Linked DNA regions of Mus musculus: region 2 is linked to region 1. A link is a contact called in ENCODE POLR2A ChIA-PET data. All regions are on one chromosome and are shown on one strand. The core of a region is the stretch at or near the end of the contact, and the rest is flanking DNA. Distances in the headings are between cores, read along the strand shown.

What was found. ChIA-PET counts read pairs that join two places held with the same protein, here RNA polymerase II (POLR2A).
Region 2: POLR2A ChIA-PET joins it to region 1 with 10 read pairs in Patski. The contact joins the promoter of Grasp here to the enhancer-like site in region 1. POLR2A ChIA-PET finds 5 or more read pairs at or near these places in 4 of 5 experiments (Patski and embryonic stem cell).

Annotation. Positions count from the first base shown.
Region 1 is chr15:101,162,581-101,168,927 of GRCm38, forward strand. No RefSeq gene overlaps it. Among named protein-coding and RNA genes, the nearest start is that of Acvr1b, 8.3 kb to the right of the region's middle. Within about 2 kb of position 1,356, at least 1 of the 3 ENCODE cell types and tissues checked has a DNase peak (open chromatin) inside an H3K27ac peak, as active enhancers do.
Region 2 is chr15:101,222,459-101,228,239 of GRCm38, forward strand. Grasp (GRP1 (general receptor for phosphoinositides 1)-associated scaffold protein) reads left to right here and starts at 1,749. Exons shown (of 8, transcript NM_019518.3): 1 at 1,749-2,086; 2 at 4,456-4,505. The coding sequence starts at 1,844. A330009N23Rik (RIKEN cDNA A330009N23 gene) reads right to left here and starts at 2,728. Exons shown (of 3, transcript NR_045328.1): 1 at 2,516-2,728; 2 at 1,023-1,175.

The DNA of each region.
Region 1 (6,347 bases), core at 106-2,605:
TGCACACTAGACAAGCCGTCTACTCGGAAACTACATGCCTGGTGATCTAAAGACACCGCTAAGGTCACAACCCTCCAGTTCCACTAAGAACCCTCTCAGTTAGTGGCCAGAGAAGCAGGGCAGTGCTGCAAAGGCCTTTAGCAGCAGGAAGTTCCAGCACATTTAGCTGGGAGCAGGTCTAACCATTCATCTATGTCCTTGAGACAACCCTTTAGCATCAGAAGAGGCTTGGACCTCCTAAACTTTCTCCAAACCTTTGGCATCCTCTACCACGCATGCCTCAGATCAAAAACTACGAAGAGTCAAAGAGCGTCCAGCATACAGGACAGCCCTGCAAACTTGCCACTTTGGTAGAAACTAGCTTTCAGCTTGAATCCCTAGGGCAGCAAGGATCCCCTAAGTGGAGGAGGTGGGAAAGGACTGTAGATGGGGAGGGAGGTGGGGGCTGGCAGAAAGGAGGGAGGGATGTCGATGTGTGGGACTATGGCCAACTAGCTGCTTTCTCCCCTCGCTCTCCTGAGTCCCGGGCTCCTGAGCTAGCTTTCTGGCAGCCCAGCACAGCCTGAGCTGGGCCTATAGTAAGAGCTGGCTGGAGTGGCGGCGGGTATGCATGCGGGCGAGATGACGGCGGAGCAGCACTCAGTCTGCGAAGTCCAGACTTCTGTCTCTCCCACCCCCTGGGAATTTCATAAATAAACCCCTGGACCCGTTCCAAGAAGAATTTCAAGGCTTCTCGGCGTGTGGTGTGTTTCCAGAAACACAACAATTTTACATGGTGCCTGGTGTGCAGTCCTTAAGCGGCTGGTGGGGAGGAATGATGACGGCTGAGCATGCTGGAGAGGAGGGGGGCCTGTTAGAATGTTAGATTGGACCGGGTGGGTGGGGTTGGGTCTGATGGGCCCACGGAAGAAGCTGCAGTCAAGGGTGCAAAGCAATTTGAGCCTGGGCTATGCAGCTGACAGTTGTAAAACCTGGCCTCCCAGACACCCAGCCTGCCCCGGGGTTAGATTGGCTAGCCTCCTCACCCCCACCCGGGGGCTTTGGCAGGATTCTCCACCAGGTTTTTGAAAAGTAAAGGGGTCCTAAAATAGTATAAAGTAACTGCCTCATGCTCTCTCTCTGTCTCTCCCTTCTTACTCTCCCTGTTTCTCATTCACTCTCTCTCTCTCTCTCTCTCTCTCTCTCACCCCACAAAAATGAAGTTTAGAAAGAAAGGAGAGTGAGGAATGGACCCTGGTGGGGAAGGGGACACGGAACAAGAGAGAACAGGGGTGAACCTTTGTCTGTGCGTGTGTCAACACCACAGGCCCAGTGGTCATGTTGTGTATCCAAGTATGTAGCTGGGATCCCAATGCCAGAGTTTGGTCAGAGGAACATAGCCTCCCCTCCTGGACCGTGAACTGCCTGAGGGGGAGAACTACAAGCTTACTCATTCCCAGGACCTAGGCCAAGGCCCTTTGTCTCACAGACTTCAGTATGCACTCCAGGATAAAGAAACGGTAGCCTACCCACAGATTGCTAGAACACAAAACAGCAGTGGTGAGGCAAATGGCTCCAAATGGCGAACTTGATAAGCGGTGACACAGGGCTGGAGGATTCTCCCACCAACAGGAATTGAGTGACATCTGCCATGGTCAGGCCCTGAGTGATTCCAGAAAAGGCAGACAGCATGCAGAGGAGGGGAAGGCTTCTTGGAGGAGGAGTCAGTCCGGAGCTGGTGTGTTTGCTGGGTCCTAGGCTTCAAGGACAAAGACATTTGAGTGAAGAGACAGGTGGAAATCTCGGAGGACTTCACCCGGGAAAATACTGCCAGACAGGTCTCATGGATCTGAGGACAAGCCTGGATACCACCTGACTGTGGGGTGAGGTCGGAGGGGTGTATACACAGACACACCCATGAGCACACTCCAGCCAGCCTCCCTTTCTTGTCTCCTTCACCTTGAGCCTTTGTTCCACGATTCTTTCCCAGCTCAGACTGGCTCACTGCCACTTCCGGGCACCTGCCACAGGCTAGCTAAGTCACTGGCTTTTCTTGCCTTTTTAGTTCAATACAAGAGAGCCCTTCAGTAGCTCAGCTAGTCTCTATGTTGCTTTTCCTGGGACCAGATAGCCAGCCCTGGTATCATCAGCGGTAGCCAGAAGCCTGACCATATTACACCTTCCCCCCAACTACCCCCAACTCCTGCCCCTCACCCTTGTCCCCTCTCCTGCCCCCTTAACCCCCGCCCCCGCCTCTCACCTTTGCCCCTCCCCTGTCCCTGCTCCTGCCCCCTTACCCTCCACCCCTGCTTCTCCCCCACCCCCTCTGCCTACCTCACCCCCACCCCCTGACCCTTCCCCCTTAACCCCCACTCCTGCCTCCCCACCCCTGCCCAACTCCTACCCTTGTCTCCCCTCCCCACCCCACCGTTGTGCCCCCCTCCTCCCACCCCTTGGAAAAGCAGGAATTGCTATTGAGCATGATAGACCAGCAGGTAGGAGGGAGACTTTATACCAGGGGTCTTAAGGATATGAAAGGACAGGGAAGAGAAACCAGGATAACAGAGGAACTGTCAGACTGGGTATTCCCTGAATGACCTTGGGCTGGGGCTCAGTTCCTCTCCTGTATGGTAAGGAGAGTGGTGTTACTACTAAATGGTTGTGAACACAATTTGGTAAATCTTCCTAGGCAAGCTAGTGTCCAGTCTCTGGACACCATCTTTAGGTGTAAGGGGTCTGTCTGCATGAGTCCTAAGTTCTCATCATATAGAGTTATTAACTACCAGTCTGGGCAGTGTCCTCGAACAAGACACCTGTCTCTGCTGAGCCTCGGTTTCTCTACTCTAAAATAACAGAATCAAAGCTGGGCATGATGGCACATGCCTTTAGTTCCAGCACTCGGGAGGCAGCAGGCAGATTCCCGAGTTCAAAGCCAGCCTGTTCTACATAGGGCGTTCCAGGGCTACACAGAGAAATCTCGAAAGAGCAATCATAACAACAATAATAAAAATGAAATAACAGGACCAGACAAAATAACTTAAAGTTCCCTTTCAGATTTAGAACTTCATGACTCCACTCAACAAAGATGCCTGTATGTTCTGGAGAAGACAGCTGAAAAAGTGCAGAATGATCTCCAGGGACACGGGCATGCGGAAGTACAGCCAGAGCACTGGGGAAGCGTGGTCGGGAGATGAAGGCGTTATAGCACCAGCAGTCCCACAGTACTGTGACGTTCCAGCATGCAGAACAAGGGCATCAGGCTGACAGGAAGGAACTGTGAGGTCCTCCACAGCAGGAGAATGACCAGGAGAGCAATCCTGTTTGGCCAGTGGGCATGCTCAGGTGGAAACGCAAGTATGAATCACCACCGGGCTGAGGGCACAGGGCCTGTTTACCCAGGAAGCACTGGGGTGGAACCAGGTCAGTGTGAGAGTTGAAGAAAGAAAACCGTCCTCAAAAGTCCTGAGGTAGCCTCTGGGGCAGGGAGAGAGAGAAAGGAGAGCCTGGGAGGGTGTTCTTCAGGAACGCCACGCTCAGCTCCTTCCTGAGGGACCACTTGTGTACAGACTGCAGGCTGCCAACACCTCTGCTTCCCTCCATATGCTGGCTCACCTGTCTGTCCATATGCCCCCATCCTCTAGCTTCACCGACTCTAAGGGACACAGCTGCTCTCACCTCGGGCTGATGAACACGCCCAGAAGAGATAGTGCTGTCTGTCACACAGGGTTTCTGAGAGCGTATCTTTAATTTTTAGGGTTCCCGCTTGGGCCCTCAGCACTCCCTTGGACACTCTTTCTGGTTTTCTGAGTCCCTGGCTGCCAGTCTCACTGTCTCCATATCAGTACATATTATCACCTCTGTCATAGTTCTGTGAATTTATTTTACATTATTAACACTTTCTCCAAGCATACCCTCCACCATAAGCCTTGTGAGGAAATGACATCAAAGTGACTGTCTCTTGACTGGGGACATTAAGATAATCTCCTGTGCTTACACATTTTCTCTTTGCTCACCTTCTCTTTCCTGTCTCTGAAATAATAACATTCTCCCCACAGGCCAAAGCCAGCCCCTGTACCCTTTCATCTCAAGCCTACCTTCTTCACCTCTTCTTGGTCCTGACTCTCCTTTGCTCCTTCAGCTTCCTGTGCCTTTGAACTCCTATTGGCTCCTTCACGAGAGGTGAGTTAGAATCTCTCTGCGCTTGGTCAAGCAACAGAACAAAATAAGGTCATTCCTTTCACCTGGAGTATCTGAAATCCTTTTCTCCCCTCCTATTTAGTCACTATTTTTAAGTTGGATTATTTGGTTCACTTACATTTATTATAATCGTGCACATATCTGAATTTATTTTCTACTCATTATGTTCTATTTATTGCTTATTACTATTGTTGTTTTCGTTTACTTGTTTACTTCCTTGTGCTTTTCCATCCTGTTTCCTCTTCTCTTAACCTGGAAGTTGTACAATCCTTTTCTATGAGTGGATCTGTGACTCTGTAAGGCGTGCATGAAGTCCGCAATGACTTACTCTTTCTGTCTGACTCCTTTTAAAGAGACATTTTGTATGAATAGACAGTTCTAAGTTGATTTACTTTCCTTTAAGTTCTATCTGGTTGTGTCTTTTTTGGCTGCATATTTATTGGAACGCTAACTAAAGAATCTCCTGTAGTCATGGGGTGACACCTCTCATGATGATTTCTTACTTTCTTTTCTATAATACCACGCGTGGCCGAGGTTACTTGAATCTAAATAGCGAGTGATCTCCCAAACTGTCTAGATAGGGAAAATTTTACATTAAAACATACCATGGAGCTGGCTTGCATTTATGAATTCTCCTGGAAGATTTTTGCCCCACCCGATGCCAAAGTTCAAGTCAGGCAATTTCTCTGTGGTGTCTTGGGGGAATTCTCGGTCGTTAGGCTAACTATTATCTTCTGTGGGGCAGAGCTTTGTGCTGCAGAGGGTTTCTTGTTTGGATGGACCCGGGTTTTGGCTCCTCCAAGAAAACAGACCCCAAGTTTGTTTGGTGCACAAATACTCCCAAGGTGAAAGCCAGTCACCTGGCGTCCTCTCTTTCTCCTTAGGTGTTTGCTCTACGCGGCCGGGTGCTGCTGTACTTTTCCTACAAAGCTTATTTCTATTCACCACACATAGAGCAATGACAGACCAAAGGAGAGATTCCAGCCGAGTCTAGCTCGGTGAGCTAATGAATTTAACGGGACTACTTAAAGGAGCATGGGCCACTCAAAGGCAGATCCATCACTGCACACTTCCCCTCCTGCCTAGGAGACACATCCCAGAAGCTACGTCCCTACAGACTCAGCGGCAGCTCCACTGAAGCGGCTCCTCTCACCCAGACTTTGTGTGTTGCTTATAGGACCTCAGCGATGGGCCTTGTGAATCTCCCAGATTTTGAAGCTTCCTGAGGCTCCTCCCTCCTCCCGGGAAGATATGTTTCAATTAGTGCAAGCAGCTAGACATGGACCCCAGGGCTTGCTGGGCGAATGCTCTACCACTGAGCCACGGTCCACCTTGTTCTTGGTATTTTTTTTCCCCTTTCTTGCTGGTTTACTGAATATTGGGAGTTGTTTTTTTTAAGCCAACTTCTTTTAAAGAGAAAAATTACCCTAAAGTCTGCCCCCATTCACAGGAAACCCCTCATTCTACCTCCAGTCAACTCAGGCAGAAGCCATCAACGGTTTACACCTCAAACCCAGAAGACCCCAACCCTCACCTCACTTCCAATTAGATCCTAGACGCCTCTCTTGCCTATGATGATCTCTATGATTCTGTTCTCTCCAGATTCTTTTTCCACTTCTGTGAGTCTCTCTTACTGCCATGTTGCTGCGCTTTTGACTTCCAGTGCTCCCTTGAGCTGTATGAACACCTTACGCTGTGCTCCAGGCTTCCAGAGCCACCTCTTCGTGGCTCACGTACATGATGCCTATTTAAGTCAGGGTGCCCCAATCCATGATGGGGATCTCATGTCTCTCTGCCCATACACATCCTTCCTACACTAGGTACCAGTTATCTGTGTCAAGTTACCCAGGAGTCCTACCAGGCAATCTTCTCCCTCACATGCCACATCAACCAATCTTGCCTCCACCTCTTGAATCCATTTCCCTGTTGGCTGTGGCTGCCTGGGGTCTGCTCTTCTTTCTCTCCTGTCTAGGCTATCGAAACAACCTCCTCTCAGGCTCCTTGTTGTCAGCGTTCCCATGATTTGACTTCTGTATCAAGTTTTAGTTTATTTGGATTAGCAAAGTGGTCCTCTTTTTTTAAAAAAAATTTAAAAAGATGTATTTTATGTGCATGTATGAGTGCTTGTATGCATGTATGTGTATCACATGTGTGCCTGGTACGTGATGAAG
Region 2 (5,781 bases), core at 499-2,998, 60 kb after region 1:
CATAGGTGGCACAGGATCTCGTTGGGGGTGTGTGGGGGGAGGGTCCTTTCGTGGATAAGAACTAGAATGAACGCAATACAAACTTTTCTGTCTTCTACCTTCGTAACTCCCCACCCCCTCCCCCACTACAGATGCCGTCTGTCAGGCAACAGACGGTCCAGGGGTCCATCTGTGTTAATGCTCTCAATAAGAGTCCCATGTTTCTCCACTGACTCTCCCTTGGCCCCTCAACCGATGGCCACTTGGTGGTTAAATCAGGGAGAGAAGCATTAAGGGAGACATCTTAGCTAACATAGTCCCTAAGCCACCCTTCCCACTTATACTTCTTGTGTAGTGAGGGCACAGGGGCCTGGGTGAGAGTAGGGGGCTGGAGGAGGGGAGGCAAGACACAAGGAGACAGCCAGACTGATGAACGGGTAGAAGAAAGTCTTTTCTGGCCTCTGAGATATGGCCTTCTGGCCTCTGCTCCCCCATGGTATGGGTCTTACACAGCACATGTACAGCATGCAACCGGCTCCCAGACCAAACACCTCTGTCACACCAGTGCCTAGCCAGCCCCTGGCACAGAGTCGGGCTCAACCTCACGATGAAGCATTGAAGTCAGCATCACAGAGTAAGGCAGAAGTTCCAGAATGGGGCTGCCTTGTTTGGACTGTCAACTTGGTCACTGAGCAACCCTCCTAGCAAGGTGCTTTCTGTCTGGGTTTCAGTTTCCCCCTCTGGGAGGGATGATAATGGTACCTGTTTCATAAGGTTTGTAATGATGTATGTAAAGAGCACGCGTGGTGTCTCATGTCCGAATGTGGAGCCCCAGGCTCCGTCTGTGGTGGCTAGACAACCAACTGCTTCCCTCTTTTGCTTCTTATTTGGGCGCCACTGACGACAGACTTGGGCTGTGGGTCATCCCCGCCTCTCCCACAGCCTGGCAGCCATGGTAACAAAGAGCTTGAGGGATGGTATCTAAGACAGGACTAGAGAAAGGCTCAGCGCCGGTCATGCCCCAACTCCGAGGATCTACTCACCTACTCTGGGCATATTCCAAACCCCAGGTGAGGAACGAGAGCCTTAACTCCAGCATCCAGAGTGGAGAGGTGATTTCAAGCCTTGGGGTGGCCCCAGTAGGGCTCGGATTTAAACCTGCTTGCAGGTTTCCACAGCTTCCCTTTCTCCTAGCCCTGGGAAAGGAAGGCTGCTTTAGTTATCTCTTCTACCATGCAGGTGGGAAGATGGACCCCTTAGCCCCTCACTCCCCGGGAGCTTCCACTGGGTGAATTCAGAGGTGTACCTCTCTCCCAGTTCCTTCTTCAGAAACCCCAACCCTCCCCTGCGCAGCCCCGGCCTCCCCCTCTCCAGTCTAGGGCTTCCTGCAGTCTGACCCACTGCTACCCTGACCTCAAAGCTTCCCCCAGTTTATTTACCACCACTCCTTATTGTGCCCCCATCTCCACGAACCACTAAGGCCATCATTCATTCCCTAACTTCATCCAATGTACGTTCACAGACTGCTTCCAGGTAGCATATAAACCCCTGCTCTCCCCAAATGTCCTGTCCCTCCCGCTGCCGTGGGCAGCTAGATTTCCCCCACTGAGCGCCCAAGTCCCCCAGAGTGTCCCAGAGCCTGGCTGATGGCTGCGCACTGTGGGCGGGGCTCCCCATAGCGGTCCCCCCCTGGAGGCGGTGCCTGCGTGTCGGGGGGCGAGGCCACTGGAGGCCGCTCCCCACGCCTCTCGGGAGTCTATAAAGCAAGGCTACACGCGGCCCGCTGGGCTGGCGTCCCAAAGCCGTCCCTAACACCATCAAGCAGAGAGAGCGCGGCCTCTGAGGGGCGCCGGACGCCGGAGCCATGACCCTCCGCCGACTCAGGAAGCTGCAGCAGAAGGAGGAGGCGACTGCCGCGCCGGACCCCGCTGGCCGGGCTCCCGACTCCGAAGCCGCTCGCGCCGCCCCGCTACCCTCCGGCCCTCCGGCTGCCGCCGCTCCGCCCGGAGCCCCCGGGGAGGAGCTGTACGCAGCACTGGAGGACTATCACCCTGCCGAGCTGTACCGCGCGCTCGCCGTGTCCGGGGGTACCCTGCCTCGCCGAAAGGTGCGTTACTTAACCTGCATCCCCAGATTCGGTACCCTGCCTTCTTCCTTCCGCAGGATACACTCACCCGCAGCAGCGCCGATGACTGCCACATTCCCCGGCCCTGCGACCCTGGGCCACCCGCCTTGCTCCGCCCAGAAGGTGCAAACCTGCCCACTCGGGTCTCAGAAGGCTGTAGCCCCCGCCATCACAACGCCCCCAGTTCGGGTGGCTCTCCGCTCCATTCCCCACACGCGGATGCCCCATCTCCTCCCACTCTCTTGCCTTAACTCCGCCCCAGCACCCCCTTTCTACAGCTTGCTCCATCTGGCTTTCTGCCGCCTCCTGCTCCGCCTGCGGGTGTCCAGAAGTCTAAAAACTCTCAGGACCCTGCCGCCCAAGCACCTTCTCAAGTTGGAGCAGGGATAGAGAAGGAACCTCACCACTTGCCTCGAACAAGTTGAGGGTCCTGGAGCCCTGGGCGGGAGAGAGATTAATGGCCCCTTAGAAGTAGTGCTGCGAATTCCCAAAAACTCCCCCTCCGCAGGAACACTCGGCTTCTTGGGCTCAGGGCCTCGTGCTTTGTACCGCATCTTAGATGCGGGATGTGAAAGCGTAGCTCTTCTAACTTCAGCCAGGACCGGACGCTGTGGGAGAGTCACAGGGCAGGAAGGATGCGGGCCGCACCCGCCCTCTGCCCTAAGTCTCCCTCTAAGTGAAACTCTTCCTCTGGCCTGAGAGAACCTGAGTCTTCAGATGCTGAGAGCCAAGACCCAGGTTAAAGAGAAAGAATGGGTAGCCCTTCCCTATGCGGCCCCCTCCTTCTCTCATGGTCCCTGGCTCCCCCTACACACAATGAACAGCTTGTTGAGAACTTGCATTTTATGAAAATCGGGTTGAAAAACAAAGGGGTCTCTCTGTACTGACCGGTCCTTCCTTCTTGGCCTATTTGGATACTGTCCCCACCCAGAGGTTAGTCTGCTTCTGGAGGAAGAGGGTCCCCTTCTCTTCCTTGCTTTAGGGTAGCTTATGGGGGTAGAGAGTGTTAACAAAAGCACAGACCAGGAAGGCCTCAGGCAGTTTGGCACTTGGGGAAAGGGTTGGTCCCAGATGAGACTTCCTCCAAGAACTAAAATCTTAGGAGGGACAGAGGTTGTTTTTAGGTTATCTGGGGTCCGGAAGAGTTCAGGACATTCTAAAAAAAAAAACAAAAAAAGCTCCCAGTTTTTCAAGCATAGTGAGACAAGTTTGATTCTGAGATTTACTTGTTTTTATTTATTCAATAATTATTTTGTTCTAGAAAAAAATTCATGGCAATATCAAGAGACTCAGGTTTGGAGGGCATACAGCCAGCTTCATCTGGAATCTACTGTCCCACCTACCCCCAAGCAACCTGTTCTTAGGAGATTTGGCACCTCTGTCACATTCAGGCTGTCATTGCCAGGCCCCTGGCTCTCTGCTCTCCTGAATACTGGGTCTGCTTGAACCATTAAATGGACAGACTCAGCTGGTGGGAATCTGTAGAGTAAGAACCCTAAGTCTATGGCTTCCTTCTTCAACTCGGGGAAGCTCCTGCCTCAGCTTTTGGGGCCCGGAAGGTCTGGACCCATCAGACATGATGCCAGTGGTGAGATTATTCTAGAGTCACAGGCTTCTCCAAGCTGGTTAGCAGAGGTGGAGTTTACTGATCTAGAACCCAGAATAGATGTGACCCTGAGGTCCCAGGGACCGTGTGAACTCTGGGAGTGATAACAGCAGCTACATTTGGCAAATAGTTAAATTAGCGCCAAAGCAGAGGTGTAGCTAGGAAGGAAAAGACAGGCAGCAGGAAGTGGGGTGCTGTGTCAGAGTTGGGCTCAGGTGAGAGTCCTTCCAGAAAGGGTTCCTCAGCATCTGCCCCAGGATAGCTCCTTGTCAGCATCTGCCCCAGGATAGCCCCTTGTCGGCATCTGCCCCAGGATAGCCCCTTGTCGGCATCTGCCCCAGGATAGCCCCTTGTCGGCATCTGCCCCAGGATAGCCCCTTGTTGGCATCTGCCCCAGGATAGCCCCTTCTCGGCATCTGCCCCAGGATAGCCCCTTGTCGGCATCTGCCCCAGGATAGCCCCTTGTCGGCATCTGCCCCAGGATAGCCCCTTGTCGGCATCTGCCCCAGGATAGCCCCTTGTCGGCATCTGCCCCAGGATAGCCCCTTGTCGGCATCTGCCCCAGGATAGCCCCTTGTCGGCATCTGCCCCAGGATAGCCCCTTCTCAGCATCTGCCCCAGGATAGCCCCTTCTCAGCATCTGCCCCAGGATAGCTCCTTGTCAGCATCTGCCCCAAGATAGCACCTTCTCAGCATCTGCCCCAGGATAGCCTTTTCATTGTCTTCTGACTGTTTTACCACCCAGGGCTCAGGATTCCGTTGGAAGAATTTCACTCAGAGTCCTGAACAGCAACGGTGAGTCACCCCCACCCAAAGTCCCTGCTGTCCAGAAAAGTGAGGTGGTGGGGGTGGGGATGGAGCATCTCAGCCCAGCCCCCTAGGAGGCATCTCCCATCCTTGAGCATGACTTCCCCACTGGGATTGAGGGGCAGGTGGGGGTGTGGGCTGTGTGAAGGGGCGGCAGAACAAGGGGGGCTCTTCTGAGTCATTAGGTGCTCCTTAACCACCCCCAATCAATGCCAGTTGTGTCTTTCTGGAAGAGCTGGATTAGTGAGAGGTGGGGGTGGGAAGGAGAAGATACCATGGAAGTCCCCTAACTCGTGCTCCTTGGCTTATTCCCTGAGCCCACCCAGCCCCGCAGGCCCAGACCATGGGCATTCTGTGACCAGATGTTTGAGTCTGATGGGTTTTATGAATCAGGCTTTTAGTCTTACATTGGTGCTATGCCATAGCTGCAGTTTGGGAAGGCTCTGAGATCTGGACAATGGACAGGCGCTCATCCTAGGACCTGGGGCTCAGGTTCCCTTTTTGCCTATGTCTCATGCCCAAGACCCTGGCTTCCCCTGACATGGTTCTGCAAACTGTGACCTCCTGGCCAGGTTGGTCTGTTTGGCCCTTTAACTAAGAATCTGATGATATATGCTCACACATACATTTGTTGTTGTTGTTGTTGTTGTTGCTGTTGTTGTTGCTGTTGTTTTGCGTTTTGAGACAGGGTCTCTCTACAGAGCCCTGGTTGTCCTGGAATTCAAGAGATCCCCCTGCCTCTGCTTTCCAGGTGCTGGGCTTAAAAAAAGGCATGCACCACCGTGCCCAGCTTATTTCAATATCTTAAAGGGTTATAAAAACAAAGAATAATATATGACAGAGGCCATACAGGGCCCACAAAACCTAAAATATTCGCTATCTGGCTCTTGCCAGTAAAAGTTCGCAGACCCTTCCAGGAACCCAGAAAGCACTGGGACAGACAGAGAACTTCCACTGCTCCTGCCCCACAACATACGGGGCTCCCAAGGAAGAGAAGTATCTTGCACAGCCTTAGGTGGCAGGGGCTGTGACTCAGGATAGAAGCTAGAGGCCTCGTCTCCAGGGCCTTTCTGAGGCTGCCAGACTCAAAGAGGCTTTCGCAGCCACTTTATTCTGCCTCTGGCTGGTGGAAAGGAAGGGGAAGGGGTGGGCAAAGGAAACTCTGGGCTCCCCCATCAGCCTAGGATCTGGAGCAGTTCCAGACCATTGTGTCCAGCAGGCTGCCTTCAGTTCGGGAAGGGGTGGCCCCAGGCTCCCCTCCCCC